2 separate regions of the Mus musculus genome follow, and region 1 is linked to region 2. A link is a loop called in an ENCODE intact Hi-C map of the cell type or tissue named here. Cell type or tissue: left cerebral cortex. All regions are shown on one strand. Each heading gives the region's core, and the rest is flanking DNA. Links, peaks and the distances in the headings are about the cores only.

What was found. Peaks named below come from ENCODE experiments on the same cell type or tissue, not always from the same donor. Only the 100,000 strongest peaks of a DNase experiment are listed, where the experiment ranks them.
Region 1: a loop joins it to region 2, with 4 times the contacts of the local background. A loop is called at or near these places in 2 of 42 quality-filtered maps.

What each region holds. Positions count from the first base shown.
Region 1 is chr12:46,036,051-46,044,131 of GRCm38, forward strand. All of the region lies in intron 2 of Gm33811 (a long non-coding RNA gene), which reads left to right. Among named protein-coding and RNA genes, the nearest start is that of Gm24948, 56 kb to the left of the region's middle. In left cerebral cortex, for the core only: no CTCF peak of the experiment used is centred there; DNase peaks (open chromatin) are centred at 4,399 and 4,761; H3K27ac peaks cover 1,281 bases.
Region 2 is chr12:46,329,701-46,337,781 of GRCm38, forward strand. No RefSeq gene overlaps it. Among named protein-coding and RNA genes, the nearest start is that of Gm40416, 130 kb to the left of the region's middle. In left cerebral cortex, for the core only: a CTCF peak has its summit at 4,201; a DNase peak (open chromatin) is centred at 3,862; H3K27ac peaks cover 569 bases.

The sequences.
Region 1 (8,081 bases), core at 1,338-6,337, 290 kb before region 2:
AATAAAAAAGCATGGCTTCCACCCTCATTAGCTTATTGCCTCTTTAGTACCTAAAACAAGGCAATTTTAACCATTATGTCTCATGAGAATATTTCAAGCCTTTAAAGATTTTTTTCACAAAAATATTCAAGAACATTTGTAAACTGTGAGGAAATATGACAGTCTTCAAGCATATAAACTGTAAAAAGTCCTTAAATGCACAAAAGCACTTCAGCAACAGATAATGTTAACATCCCCTATATTTTAATTTTATAAAACTTCCACATCATTAGAAAATAAACTTTATAAATTGAAGTAATCTGCATATGTATAATATTATCCTTCAGGTTTGAAGTCAGTGGTTAATAGTTTCGTTTATCCACAGAACTTTCAACATCCAAATTATATGAAGAATTTTTATAGCAATTCAAGTTCTAATTTTTATTATGGGATTTATCTATATATTTGTTATTATTAATCTGTAAAAATATTTTTCTGTGCTATAAAATAGGTCTCTCCCAAAGTGATTGTGACAACTGTGATAGTCCTTCAATGATCTAGTGTTAGCTCAGTTGTTCACTCACCAAGAATCCTTACTGTAGAAGATGGGAAGTAGGGGTGAGTTGGTTTATAGCACTACTATGCCTCTGGCTTCAACTTCTTTTCTTCTCCTGTAGCTATTGTAAGTACAATGCTTATTGAGTTATCACATGTCAACCATTGTGCAGAGTTGCAAATGCTTTAATTCCTTTAATCCTCATGATAGCCCTAGGAAAATAGTCTCAATTATCGTTAGTTTATAGATATGGAAATTGTGGCTTAGTGAGCTATGCAGCTTGCCAAGAAATTACACCAATAGAGTGTTGAACAGGGCAAAGAGCCTTCTGACTTTAATCGTCCACACTTATGTAAGACTACTGTTGACAAACCTGATACTAGCTGAGTGAATTCAATCCACTTCTATTATGACTTCTCCAGACTGAATAAAACACACACACACACACACACACACACACACACACACACACACACACGTTGATACCTTGAAACTTTCAGTGTGATCCAAAGACCACTCTTTAAGAATTCAAATTACTGAAATACTGAGGTGGTATAACGATGCACATGTCTGGATATCTATACTGAAAGATAAAAATGAAATTCCAGAGTCCTAGCTTTGACTATGATAGTTACCATGTTAGAAATGCTATGTATGTAGTTATTTCAAAATTATTTCATTCTTTTTTGACACAGTTTATTTATTTATTTTTTTGCCCTATTAAATACACATTTGGCTTATGTGAAAGTTGAATTTTATATGTTGGTCTGGAGGATATTTTGGAATGAGATTGACATCTAAGTCATTGGATTTAGAGTAAAACAGACTGCTATTCATACTCTCAGTGGGACTTTTCCATACATCTTTATGCCTAGATAGAACCAGTTTTCCTTATATATAGGCTGTAGGCTTCACCTATTGTAGAAGCTTTCCTGGGTCTCCTGAATGATGCTCATAATACAGATTCTGGGGTTTCCATATGCTTTAGTTATAGAAACATATTCCTTGTAGAAAATATATTTATACATGTGACTTTTCTGTTTCTCTGTAAAATCACGATCAAAACAATCTCTCTGTTGACTGATTCACATTTCCAAAATGCCTGCCCTCGTTTAAGAATTCCAAATCCCTGCTACTTCTTTCTAAATATTAATGTCTGAGTTCTCAGCTTACTCTGGTCTTTTGTACTTGGCAGAATGTACAGTTGAATAATTATAGCCATTGTCTCTGGGATAATTCAGTTTTCGTGTGACCAGCAGAGTGCCGTTACACAAGCCAAGGCAACCACAGTTATTGGGAGATACAGTCTTGTAGCACCTCTTCCTTAAATATCGTCCGTTATTGATTTAAACATTATTGTATGGAGGATGGTTGTATTTAGACATGTTGTTTTTCTAATTCTCGTGCTGCGAAATTCACTCTTTACTGTTTATTTACTCTGCTGTGGAAATTTAACTTTCGAGTAGAGACAAGATAATAGAATTGTGAAAAGGAATTTTGAAATCAGATCTTCATTCCCATCTATGTTCTATGGCCTGGGACAAATTGGTTGAACCCCTTCACCCTTAGTGGTACGTTCTTTTCTAAAATTTCCCTTTGTGATCCACATATTTGCTCAGTATGAAACTATATATACAACAAACACAAAATCTAAATCCAAGAGGTTTTAACAATGGCCGTGGATTTTCTTTCATTTTCAGTACCATAGAAATCAAGTGAACTTTGATTTTACACTTCTGAGACATTGAATTTGCTGTTGTGTCTGGCTCTTGGAGACCATAGCCACATTGTCTTCTCAAAAGCTGACTTTCCTGAGGGCTGTTATTTATTTATTTATTTATTTTTTGTTTAGATGTGGCAACCCTCACTCCATAAACAACTGAATTAGTTCACATTAACCATCATCTACAGCAAAAGTACACAAAACATAAAGAAATCACCTAAAATAACGTGTCTGAAGCAGCTGCTAAATTAAGTAATGTATTTGTTTTATTGCACATTTGCATAATAGGGCAAACTAGAAATTCTCTGTACCAGATGTGCTGGTGGCAGGGAGCTCTGATTACTGGCTTCTGTTATTAATCACTGCACAAACCTTAAATGATTTGTTTCCACAGTTTGATCAATTTACATCTCACAATGAACATTTATGCACACAATGCGGAGACAAAGCAGCTGTTTGCACCTTTCACAACGCCTTGGTATATTTATGGAAATTGAAGGGAGTGCTGTTAACCAAGGCACAGAGGAGTTTGGCCAAAGGCTTGATGACTTTTAGGAAGATCCCAATTTCCCTCATCAAAGTAGTTAATAAATAGAAAACATTTACCATTCCCAGAACAATTATGTTCTGACCTCTCTTGTTTTGGTTATCTTCTGAAAAACAAATGAAAGTTACAGTGTATGAAATTCACCTTTGCACCATGGATAGCCTTCCTTAAACAAATTACTGCCAGATTTTGAAGAGCTAGAGCATGTCTTGGTCTCACTAAAGAGGTGCTAGTGGTGGATACTTAGACAGCCATCCTCCCTTTTGATTTTACACTTGACATTTCATAACACTTTATCTATGATTTTCATCAGCATTTTAAACAGGTATAATACATCTAAAGATGGCATGGCTGATGAAAAAAGTAAAAGCACATGCAATATAAATATTGTTTCATTAATTTCCAATTAAACATGATAAATGCATTGACTCCACACATAAACATTTCTCCAATAAGTCATAACACTAGATACGTGATTTTTTTCTTCAATTGTGAGCATTGTAGTTATTTTGTATGCTAAGAAGTAATAAAGCCTTTAAAATAAAGTTATCATTTATTTTATCCTATCGATTCCAGGAACTTATTTGCATTGTGAGGATTACCTGATATAATTTCTTACTGAGATGACTTACCATTTGAGTACTAATGTTATTGTTAAATTTTATACATATATATATACATATACACTGTACTTGATTAATTCTGATGTTTTCTGAACGCACAGTAACTGATTAACAGAAAAGAAAAGGCATTGTGAATTATTATTATTTCTCAGATTATACATTTTTGCCTGTATTTGGCCTTGTATTTCTTCATTGTTGAAAGAGAAGAAAAGAAAGCAGAATCATTTTAAATTACTTTCATGATTTTCTAAAACAGGATAAAATTTCAGATAGAGGCTTTTGTTTTTAATACCTTGGAAAAATTAAAATGTGTATATTTTTCTCAGTCACTGAAAGACTGTTGCAGTTGCAAGCCTGCCTTTCCACAGCTCATCCTGGGAGCTAATGAAGCGCTACATATTGGTTTCAAATTCAAAGCATATGTAGTCACTGGGGCATTTTTTCTTTATATAGCACTATTTCAAAAGGAGCCCCAAATGTGGTCATCTTAGAAAATGTAATTTGGTTCAGCACTAAAGAACTTTTTTCTCAGACAACAAAAACCTTCACCTTTGAGTTGCCTATGAGAACATAAAATAGCTGTGAAGTTCCTTCAACTGTGTGTGAAAAATGTCCAGGAGCTGATGAAAATATATTAAAGGACTGATATGTCACGGCCATGAAGGGCATTGGACAAATTTGGATAAATGTGTCCAGATTTCACAGAAGCTGAGCCAGAAGTCCGTTAGGGGAAGATGTAAGAAGATGCTGAGGAGGATATCACAACTGAGACAACAAACTTAACTACATTACACATCAAAAGCCATCTTCAAAGTCATTAATGCTATTGCTGGGACTGCCTGCAAAAGAGCCAGATGTCACTCAGCCACAACTTGGAATCTGATGGTTGCCATTTATAAAAGTGAATCAAGTGAGGACTATATTATGTTGGGGCTGAATGAAACTCTTCCTCCTGACTCCCATTCAGTCCTACCCACACACAGAACAAAACCTCAGACGGATATGCCCTTGAGACTCCTAAGAGCTTATGTATTTTATTAGCCAAGGAAACACTGACCTTACAAGTTTGTTTGGTTTGTTTTTAGCATATTGGGCATTTGTTAAAATCTTTAAGAATGACAGACTTGTCCCTGAACTTTCTAAATTCATATGCTCCAAGAAAAGAAAGATTCAGAGATGTAAACAGATAAGGTACAAGCAGACCCTTCCAGTGCTATGTGAGGGGTATAAGTTTAGAAAAGGCATGTGGGAGTGCAAAGAAGAGCTAGGCTTCCCTTTGGAGACTGGAGACAGGCCACACAGAGGAGGAGATATTAAAGCAGCAAGCATTTGGCATGTGGGTGAAGAAGTAAGGGAGTGGGCACCTCCACAGAAGGAATCTCATGGTGAGAAATGATTATATAATCTCCCATGAAAAGGTCTGTTGTAATGCAGGAATGGTGGAGATGTTTTCCATGGTGAGAGTCTAAAGCTGCAGGCATTCCAGGGACAGATAGAGCTGAGCAAAGATGAAGACAAAGCCTGTTGAACCTTTCATTCTATGCTTTTGAAAAACAGTTAGATTTAAAAGTTATAAAGCCAGGGCAGTAGTCTTGAAACCATGCCACCTTTAACACCATTAACACTTGCCAAATTCAAATTCAAATTCAAACACACACACACACACACACACACACACACACACACACACATTTCTTACTATACTCCTGTGACAAAATCTACCATTTTATAAATGATGAAAAAGAGATTTACAGGTGATACATATCAGGCCCCAGTTCACCCAGTAGGTAGCAAATGGGGTCTTATCATTTTGCCTAGCCTGGCATCTAGCAAGTACCTGGGATTGTCTTGTTTCTAACTCCATAGTGCTGTGACTAGAGGTTATGCTATGTGGTTCTAATTTTTGTAGGGCAAGCATTTTATTCACTGAGCCATTTCCCAGCCCCCAATTGATAAAAACATAATAAGATGATGAGTGTGAATCAACAACTCTTATCCAACATATCTATTGAGATAAGGAAAAACATTCTCTGAATGTTAAAATTGTGACATTTGAAAATGTGTCATTGAGCTTCCATCAACAGGTAGAATTTGCAGAGTTAGAAAGGACAGAACAGCAATAAGCAAAAGGTGTGGGTAAGAGAGCACTTTGTCTAGTCATCAGGATCAATTCTAACATGTAGTGTGTGTGTGTGTGTGTGTGTGTGTGTGTGTGTGTGTGTGAGAAGCCTCCATAGGTATCGTCAGGGAGAAAGAAAAGGAATCATGTGGTCTCAAGATGCATTGATTTCCCAGGGACCTTTTCTCAGCTGGCTAATACCAGTGTAGTTTACAACCACAGGGTTGCTCTGTTAGTCCCTAGAAACCTAAAGCCTTTCAAAACATCCAGGACTCTTCCTTTAACTGTGCCCCAAGGGAGACAACCTAAGGGAGAGGTAAGAGAAACCACATGCACTGGCTTCCACTCTAAGGATATTTTCTAGCACGAGAATAGGCTGAGACTGTAAAAGCTGCTGGACAGACTCAAAGATAGCCAGGCCTCTGCTCTATAAACCCATGTGTGGCAGTCTCTACATGGTCCATCTTTTTATCTCAGCTCCAAACTTTGTCTCTGTACCTCCTTTCAAGGGTGTTTTGTTCCCACTTCTAAGGAGGGGTATAGTGTCCACACTTCAGTCTTCATTTTTCTTGAGTTTCATGTGTTTAGGAAATTGTATCTTATATCTTGGATATCCTATGTTTTGGGCAAATATCCACTTATCAGTGAGTACATATTGTGTGAGTTCCTTTGTGAATGTGTTACCTCACTCAGGATGATGCCCTCCAGGTCCATCCATTTGGCTAGGAATTTCATAAATTCATTCTTTTTAATAGCTGAGTAGTACTCCATTGTGTAGATGTACCACATTTTCTGTATCCATTCCTCTGTTGAGGGGCATCTGGGTTCTTTCCAGCTTCTGGCTATTATAAATAAGGTTGCTATGAACATAGTGGAGCATGTGTCCTTCTTACCAGTTGGGGCATCTTCTGGATGTATGCCCAGGAGAGGTATTGCTGGATCCTTCGGTAGTACTATGTCCAATTTTCTGAGGAACTGCCAGACTGATTTCCAGAGTGGTTGTACAAGCCTGCAATCCCACCAACAATGGAGGAGTGTTCCTCTTTCTCCACATCCACGCCAGCATCTGCTGTCACCAGAATTTTTTATCTTAGCCATTCTGACTGGTGTGAGGTGGAATCTCAGGGTTGTTTTGATTTGCATTTCCCTGATGATTAAGGATGTTGAACATTTTTTCAGGTGCTTCTCTGCCATTCAGTATTTCTCAGGTGAGAATTCTTTGTTCAGTTCTGAGCCCCATTTTAAAATGGGGTTATTTGATTTTCTGAAGTCCACCTTCTTGAGTTCTTTATATATGTTGGATATTAGTCCCCTATCTGATTTAGGATAGGTAAAGATCCTTTCCCAATCTGTTGGTGGTCTTTTTGTCTTATTGACGGTGTCTTTTGCCTTGCAGAAACTTTGGAGTTTCATTAGGTCCCATTTGTCAATTCTAGATCTTACATCACAAGCCATTGCTGTTCTGTTCAGGAATATTTTCCCTGTGCCCATATCTTCAAGGCTTTTCCCCACTTTCTCCTCTATAAGTTTCAGTGTCTCTGGTTTTATGTGAAGTTCCTTGATCCACCTAGATTTGACCTTAGTACAAGGAGATAGAAATGGATCAATTCGCATTCTTCTACGTGATAACCACCAGTTGTGCCAGCACCATTTGTTGAAAATTCGGTCTTTTTTCCACTGAATGGTTTCAGCTCCCTTGTCAAAGATCAAGTGACCATAGGTGTGGGTTCATTCTGGGTCTTCAATTCTATTCCATTGGTCTACTTGTCTGTCGCTATACCAGTACCATGCAGTTTTTATCACAATTGTTCTGTAGTAAAGCTTTAGATCAAGCATGGTGATTCCACCAGAGGTTCTTTTATCCTTGAGAAGAGTTTTTGCTATCCTAGGTTTTTTGTTATTCCAGATGAATTTGCAGATTGCTCTTTCTAATTTGTTGAAGAATTGAGTTGGAATTTTGATGGGGATTGCATTGAATCTGTAGATTGCTTTTGGCAAGATAGCCATTTTTACTATATATTGATCCTGCCAATCCATGAGCATGGGAGATCTTTCCATCTTCTGAGATCTTCTTTAATTTCTTTCTTCAGAGACTTGAAGTTCTTATCATAGAGATCTTTTACTTCCTTAGAGTCATGCCAAGGTATTTTATATTATTTGTGACTATTGAGAAGGGTGTTGTTTCCCTAATTTCTTTCTCAGCCGGTTTATTCTTTGTGTAGAGAAAGGCCATTGACTTGTTTGAGTTACTTTTACATCCAGCTACTTCATTGAAGCTGTTTATCAGGTTTAGGAGTTCTCTGGTGGAATTTTTAGGGTCAATTATATATATACTATCATATCATCTGCAAAAAGTGATATTTTGACTTCTTCTTTTCAAATTTGTATCCCCTTGATCTTCTTTTGTTGTCGAATTGCTCTGGCTAGGACTTCAAGTACAATGTTGAATAGGTAGGGAGAAAGTGGGCAGCCTTGTCTAGTCCCTGATTTTAGTGGAATTGCTTCCAGCTTCTCACCATTTACTTTGATGTTGG
Region 2 (8,081 bases), core at 1,518-6,517:
CATTAGTGGCCTTGATGGTAATGTCACTAAGCTCAAGTTCTGAGTCAGAATAGGCTCATCTTCTAAACAGGCCCTTGTGAGAAATTGTTCTTTCATGACCGATGACTGATAGGATTCAGTGAAGTGGACCATAGCAGGAGTGTTCTTGCCTCATTGTGGCACAATCTGATAGTGTGTGCTATAGGGCTTCCAAAAGCTAGGCTAAGAGATGTCGCTCATTTATATAAAAATAAAAATGGTAATTTTTCATTTTTTAGATGTTCTGAGTGATTGCAAAGCTAAACAACCAAATTTGCATTTGACCTGCAAATGATTATATAAAGAATTGTCTGTGAGATCTGATAACCTTTAGAAGTTAATAGACTTTGAATTATACACAAATAAAAAAATGAAGCCTGCACATGCATTCTGAGAGAAGCACTCCAAGAAAGGAGCTTGAAATAGAGATTTTGATTCTTACATGCTTTATTTCCTGGTCAAAAAGAAGTGAGGAAAATTAGAGTAAGAGAAACATGGAAATAGATGGACATGAGGGAGAAGTTAGACATACTTAAATCTGTGTTTAAACCAATGACTCTTGCTGCTTTCTATTTAATGAGTGGTCCATTTCTATGGGAAAAATATTTTCTAGAAAACTCTCTTGGTGTCTGAAAGAGTTAACACAGATTCTAACCCACCTAGTGACCATACAATAGTGATATTCAGTTGACTGTGACAGAGGATCTGATCTCTGCTCAATTGTAGTGCCAAAGTGGCATTGCTTAAGCTGTCAGGCTCCAAGTACCAGAAGCCCATCACCAAATATTCATTTACTTGTGGTGTGCATCTAATAACTGACAGCTCTGAATCTCATATCATTTTTGGTGGCCTTCCCACTGACATGTTCTTTGATTAAGAAAATAGTCAGCCAGAAAGCTGGTGTGTCCCTAATGTGCCCACCTCAGTTTAACCTCCTTATTATGCTGGAATATTTTCCCTAAATTAGATTTCCTGTCCTCATAGTGGCAGTTTACATGAATTTAATACATTATAAAATGTGCAGTCCCCTTGAGAATCTGTGATAGATTGTGGTATTTGAAACTCATATTTCCATGGGAAATGAAAGCCTAGGCTATGTATGACTAAATATGTTATCAGCTTAGCATTATCTTAAGATAATGGCACTATAAAGATTGTCACCCCTGTCTGCTTCTCAGCACTGGTGTCGTCTCTTTTGTGATTCCAGAACAAAGTGCAGAAAGTGCCACAGCCACTAGCAAAAGCCAGCCAAGATACTCTCCTTTGTTTCATCTCATTGGTCACATAACACACATAAGGAGCCCCTCTACCAAGTATAGTCAAACTAGGAAAACATTACAAGAGATAATTCCCAATTGAATATTGTCATTTTCAATATCTTTAGCCACTTTCCATAGAAAGAACTAAGGAACTAAATGACTTGGTATTTCTTCTGCTTCCTCAGGTATTTCCTATAGTTTTCCAGTGCTTGGAGTCTACTGGAGATAGGAAGGCACTAGAATATCTTGACTACTTCCATTTAAGTTAACTCCTAGTACAGAGCAGAATGGGCAGGTTTCTGAGATATGTATCTGTCTAACAATATTGTCTAGCAAACACTTCAGTGAATGATATTTCTCAAATTATTTCCATCCCTTCATCTATGAATACCTTTGCCTTTTTTCATAAAATAAATTGAATTAATTACTTTAGATCCAAGTCATAGGTACATAGATAGATAGGTAGATAGATAGATAGGTAGATAGATAGATAGGTAGGTAGATAGATAGGTAGATAGATAGATAGATAGATAGATAGATAGATAGATAGATAGATAGATAGAATAATTTTTCTAGATGTAATTGCCATAGAGGCAAAATGGAATTAATTATAGCTGCTACCCGTTTCAAAGGATGTGCTCTGCCCTGAGCACTTTGTTTTTGCATTAGATGTGTACAAAAGCTTATGTCCATACCAGTTAGCTTTCTCTCCCTCAGCTTCTTGCTTGTGCAGCAGATGTAAGTTTTCAGCAGAACCATGCCTGTCTGCTGCCATGTGTCCCCCACCTCACCAAGATGAGAGAGTCATGCTCACTAACCCTCAGAAACATATGCCCCAAATTAAACCCTTAATTTAATAAATTGGCTTGGTCAAGGTGTTTATCGTGGCAGTAGAAAAGTAACTATGACAGAAATCTGGTTTCAGCAAGTCATTGTTTTGTTTTATTTCTTCCTAGACACACAACAGATTGTGTTGATTCTTCTGTCTCAAGTTATACCAGGTTAATATTTTCAGGGGCTAGGGAAGAAAGGGTTTATTTCGCTTAAACGTCCAGATCATAGTCCATCACTGGAGAAAGTCAGGGCAGGAACTCAAGCAGAGATGGAACCTGGAGGCAGGAGCTGAGGCAGATGCCATGAAGGGATGCTGCTTACTGGCTTGCTTCCGTTGGTTTTCCCCAGCTTTCCTTATGGTAGAACCCAGGACTACAAGTCCAGGGATTGCACCACCCATGATGGACTGGGCCTCCCCCATTAATCACTAATTGAGAAAATACCCTATAGCTGGATCTCATGGAAGCATTTCCTCAACTGAGGCTCCTTTCTCTGTGGTGACTCTAGATTGTGTCAAGCTGACACACAAAACCAGCCAATAAAGTTAGTTTTCTTTTCTTTTCCAAAAATATTACTTTATTTACATTCCAAATGTTGTCCTCTTCCCAGACCTGCACCCCCCCCACCCTGAGTTCTTCATTTCATGCTCCTTCCCCTTTGCCTCTGAAAAGGTGTTCCCCCTTAAAGACCCAATCACCCATCCCCACATTACCCTCCCACCCCTTCACCCAGCCCCCTAATACACCTCCCCCTTCCCTTGGGCATTAAGTCTCTACAGGATTTGACACTTTGTCTCCCTCAGTGGCCAGACAAAGCAGTGCTCTGCTGTATATATGCCAGGAGCCATGGTTCGTCTTACAATTTTGTTAAGAGCCACAAGATCAGTCTTTAATATTTTACCTTTTTTAACACCTTTCCTTTTTCTCAGAATAATCTCTGAAAGCAAAACCATGTCTTTTAGAGCAACCTTTCTTCCTAGAGTTCCTGCTTTGATGGTGTCATTTCTCTTTCTCCTCACTACAGCCTTGATGAAGGCATTAAACTCTTTCCTTTTTGTAATCTTGAGGGCCTTGTGCAAGAGGTCTCTAATCCTATATCTCTTTGTCTCAGTTCCTTCAAAGAACCCAAACAAGTAAAAGTTAGTTGATGATTTAAACAGTTTACTTTTATAAAGGCAAGGTTATTTTGATACAGGTCTAATACCTAACATAAACAGTAAATCATTTTCCAATATAAACAAGTCAACTTCATAAGCAATGAAGACATATGACTAAACTTCAGTCATAAACAGATCCAGTAATTTTAGACTTAAGGTTTGAAAAAATATAAGTATATTTAGACTAATTGCCTATCTATTTAAAAAAAACTAGTAATAAACTCAAGTTTATCACACAAAACGGTATCTTTGAAAAAGTCTGTTTTTGTGTTGGTTTGTTCTGTTAACAAAGATGTCTTTATCGAAAATCTGCTTTTCTGGAATTTTTTGCTTCACTTCTCTAAATAATATTTTCTGACTGTGCTCATTATACAGGCAGTGAACTAGATTCTAGGGTTGTTACTGATTATATGAAAACCAGATACCATATGCTACCCAACTACCTATGCCATTCATTGAGTCCTCTGAAAGTGGATTCAGAGAAAGGAGGAGGAGAGCCCTTGATGAAAGGAATTATATACAATACCACATCATGGTAGGGGAAGATGAGCTAGCAGAATGGTTTCCATATGCTCAAAATTGAAAGGCATTACACATTCAAAAGGGTGAGAATGAAGACAAGTGTGGATGTGGGTGGCCATAGCTTGGGTTGGCTGCGAAGCCAGTGGGAAGAAGCAGATGTATAAGCAAGATAAACCTACCCAAGAGTTACAGATGCACCACTAGAATACAATGTATAATGTTGGAATGAAAACAAAATAAATCTCTAAAAATAAGTATAGTTCATGAAAAATAAGCTTTTCCTAACCTCTGTCCCTTTTAGATACAACTTCTTTTCATATTTGCTAGGATTAGATGGACAGAAAAATTCTGTATCTGTGCAATCAGAACCTAGAGAAGTCAGTTGGGTGTAGAATGTACTTTCAGCCACTAGGAAAGGAAGCTACTCAGCACTCCTTTTCCTTTTCCTTTTCCTTGCAGAAATACAGTATTATTTTGCCACCAAGTGGGGTTGGTCTACAGTAAACTGCTATATTTACTCATTGGAAGTTTCATACATGCCTACAGTGATTATTCGTCATATTGATAACCCATTTCCATCCCCCAACTCATCCCAATCCTTGTGTACCCCTCCCAATTTCACAACTTCCTTCTTTGATTATTCTTTATAACCCACTAAGTCCAATTAATGATGTTCACATGCCTATAAGTGTTTAGATGCTCTCTGGATCATGATAAATTTGCCTGAGACCATCTCTAAAGAAAACTGACTCTCCCTCCTCTAGTAGCCATCCTGTCTCAGTAGTCCCTCAGCTTGTTTTGATGGCTTGTTTAACTCTCCCCTTCCATTATGGAATGTTAACTGGCCTGACTGTGTACAACTCTTTTGCAGGTATAACTACAGCTGTTCTGAGTTCATTAGTGTGATCACCCTGCAACATGCACAAGACACTGTTTTGTGCCAGTCCTTTCACTCCGACTATTACCAATTTTCTGCTCCCTCTTTTATGACGTTCCCTGAGCCATGCAGAAAAGCAGTGTAATATTTATGTTTCACTCATGGCTGAGTAGTCCATAGATATTTGTTCTCAGAAATATAGCCAGCCACCACAAAAAGCCACCATAAAACCATGCTTTATGACGAGGGTTGAATGATGTACTAATCTATGAGTATGAAGACAAACATTTAGAAAGCAGATACATATTAAGTAAGCTTAGCAAATTAGTAATAGTACATTTATCCTTAAAATCTAAGAGCTCCCTAGAAACAGGTATCTTGGCCATATTTTCATTACCTGGGGTGAGATTCCTCCTTGTATTTTAAAATAGCCAAAAATTAAAAACATTAAGCTGCCAATCAGCAAGAGTAAATAAAATGTAGTCACATATAACCAAGGAAGAAAAAATAGGAAATTTTGTTTACATGTCTACATGGGATGGTGTCCAATATGTAGTATTTCAAACTGTTCATAAGGCAACATACATTTATGTGGGCTTAAATATAATTAGAAAAACAGTTCATCTCTATAACATCCATGCCCCTATTGTATGCATGTGCCAGGAATTATTATAGCTCCCATCATTCACAGATAGATAACATTATTGTTGACTTTTTTCCTCCAGACGCTACATACCATATTCTTCCACCATGAAAACTAGCTACCATAGAGGAAGCTTTTAGGTCAGTTCTCGCTTGATTTCTCCAAGTTCTGTCATACCATCAAGTTTTGCCAGGTAACCATGAGCAATGGCAATAGTCTGCATTGGATAACTGTCACTTTCATGTGGTTCTTATAAATAAATAGAAAATTACACTCAAATATTTAGAACTGATGCCATTATTTTTAATAAATGCCTTCTTAGAGTTAAAAATTTACAACATAGATATTATACAAACATCAACTGTCATAAAAAACCTATTTGAGTACTGTCTTTCTTTAAATACTATCCCTTTTTAGCTTAGTATATCTATACTTATTCCACATATGATACGATTTCTTACTTTTTTGCCCTGTCTCAAACTCCAAGAAAAAACTTATTCAACTATGAGTATTGTCTTAGTTAGGGTTTTGCTGCTGTGAAGAGACACCATGACCAAAGCGAGTCTTATAAAAAAACAACATTTAATTGGGGCTGGCTTTCAGGTTCAGAGGTTCAGTCCATTATCATCAAGGTGGGAGCATGGCAGTATCCAGGCAGGCATGGTGCAGGAGGAGCTGAGAGTTCTATGTCTTCATCCAAAGGCTGCTAGTGGAAGACTGACTTCCAGGCAACTAGGGTGAGGATCTTATACCCACACCCACAGTGACACACCCACTCCAACCAGGTCACACCTATTCCAACAAGGCTACACCTTCAGATGGTGCCACTTCCTGGTCCAAGGATATACAAACCATCACAAGTATATTTCTGTTATTAATTTATTAATTTTCCTTTGACATGCCCTAATTTCCCTCCACCTACTACCACATCATTTTCATTGATTTCAAGAGTAACACAGATGAATATTTCTTACTTTTCTTTAATTAGTTTTTATCATAACAAATACTTCAATGGCTAGTTTTTTCACTTTAAAATGCAGATTAAAATCTGACCAGCAGCTAAGCAGCTAGGTTGGTAGCATATGCCTTTGATTTCAGCATTCAAGGGGCAGAAGCAAGCAGATCTCTGTGAGTTCCAGGCTAGTAGGGTCTACAGATTCAGTTTGAGGATAGGTAGGTAGGATAGGCTAGGATAGGATAGGTAGGGCTACAAAAAAAGAAATCTTGTCTTGAAACAAAACCACTACCACCACCACCACCACAACAACAACAAAAGAAAAACAACAAAAACTTAAAAACACACACACACACACAAGGGGAAAGAAATCTGATCAACATGTTGGAATGTGATTCCCAGTAAGTGATACTGGTTGGGTCATACAGCAGAGCCATTATGGTTAGTTATTTGCAGGAAAAAAAGGATTATCCCTTCTGGAAATTTTGCCTACTTTTCTCTTCCATATCTTCTGTATTCATAACGTTTCTCTTCCTGTGATACATTAGCATGAACAAAATCAAATTAAGGGAGGGTTGGGTTTATGTATGGCTATAGACCAAGAGTCCATAATGGCTGAAAGCAATGACAATCATGACCAGATGGCAGAAAGGTCATGCTTTATCCACACACAAGAAGCAAAGAGACAGAACAGGAAACTGGGTGAAGCTATAACCTCCCTGTCTTCAGCCTTCCTTCAGGGATACACTTTTCACAAGACTCTATATACTAAAGACTCTAGAATACTTTCCCCCCAAATCATCCCAAACTAAAGACTAAAGGTTCAAATATAAGCCCATGGAGCATCTCTCATTCTGACATCCTCATCTTCATTTTTCTTTCCACTGTAAGTTTATGCACCAGGAGGCTCTCTCCAGATTCATCTCTCTGATCTTGAACTTTCCAGCCTCCAGAACCATAAGTCAGATAAGCTTCTTTTCTTTATATATAGCCCACTCTTAATTATTCTGTTATAGCAACAGAAAAAAGAGTAAGACAAGTACTTCTGTTTTAATGTTAATTATATGCATAAATAAAAATGTACTCCTTATTCTGTATAAATGAATATGTGCTAACCATTTTTAAATTAAAAACAAACCAGTGGAAAGGGTTTTTTTTAAATTATACCAAATGATATAAAATAAAATATTTACCTGTATCACTTTCACCCACATCTCTCTAATGTAAGTTACTATTTAGTAGTTTTGGTTAAGCAGCTCATGACATTTACCAGACACATGAAAATTTATTTCATACTTTCTTCAAGCCTGTACTCTGCTGCTCATTTATGTTTTAGATATTCTATGTTATATTGAAATGTTTATGTCCTTTCATAACCCTACTCCTAAAGATATACTGGTAGGAAAAGGAACTTTTGGAGATGATTAGGCTCTGAAGGCAAAGATGTCAGAAGATGAACCATCACTTCTTCCACCAACATAAGGAAATGGAACTCACAGTGTGTGGTCCAGGAGGCGTGAACAGCCAGACATTGAATCATTCTGCACCTCAAGTTTGTATGTGTCAGCATCTAAGAATCTAAGCAGTGTGTGTGACAATTCTAGACAAGTGAGTTATCACTAGTTATACTCTCATCCCTAAGGCATTTTAAATATAAAATCTGCTAACTTACTGATTATATACCTAAATATTTAATAATGTTTATCATTAAAGGTGTTTTCCTTGTATTTTCTAATTTTATTATGCAAACCTAGATATTCTGCTAGCTTTGTCCATTAATTTCATGTGATATCCAATGATCTAATGGCCTTAGTAAT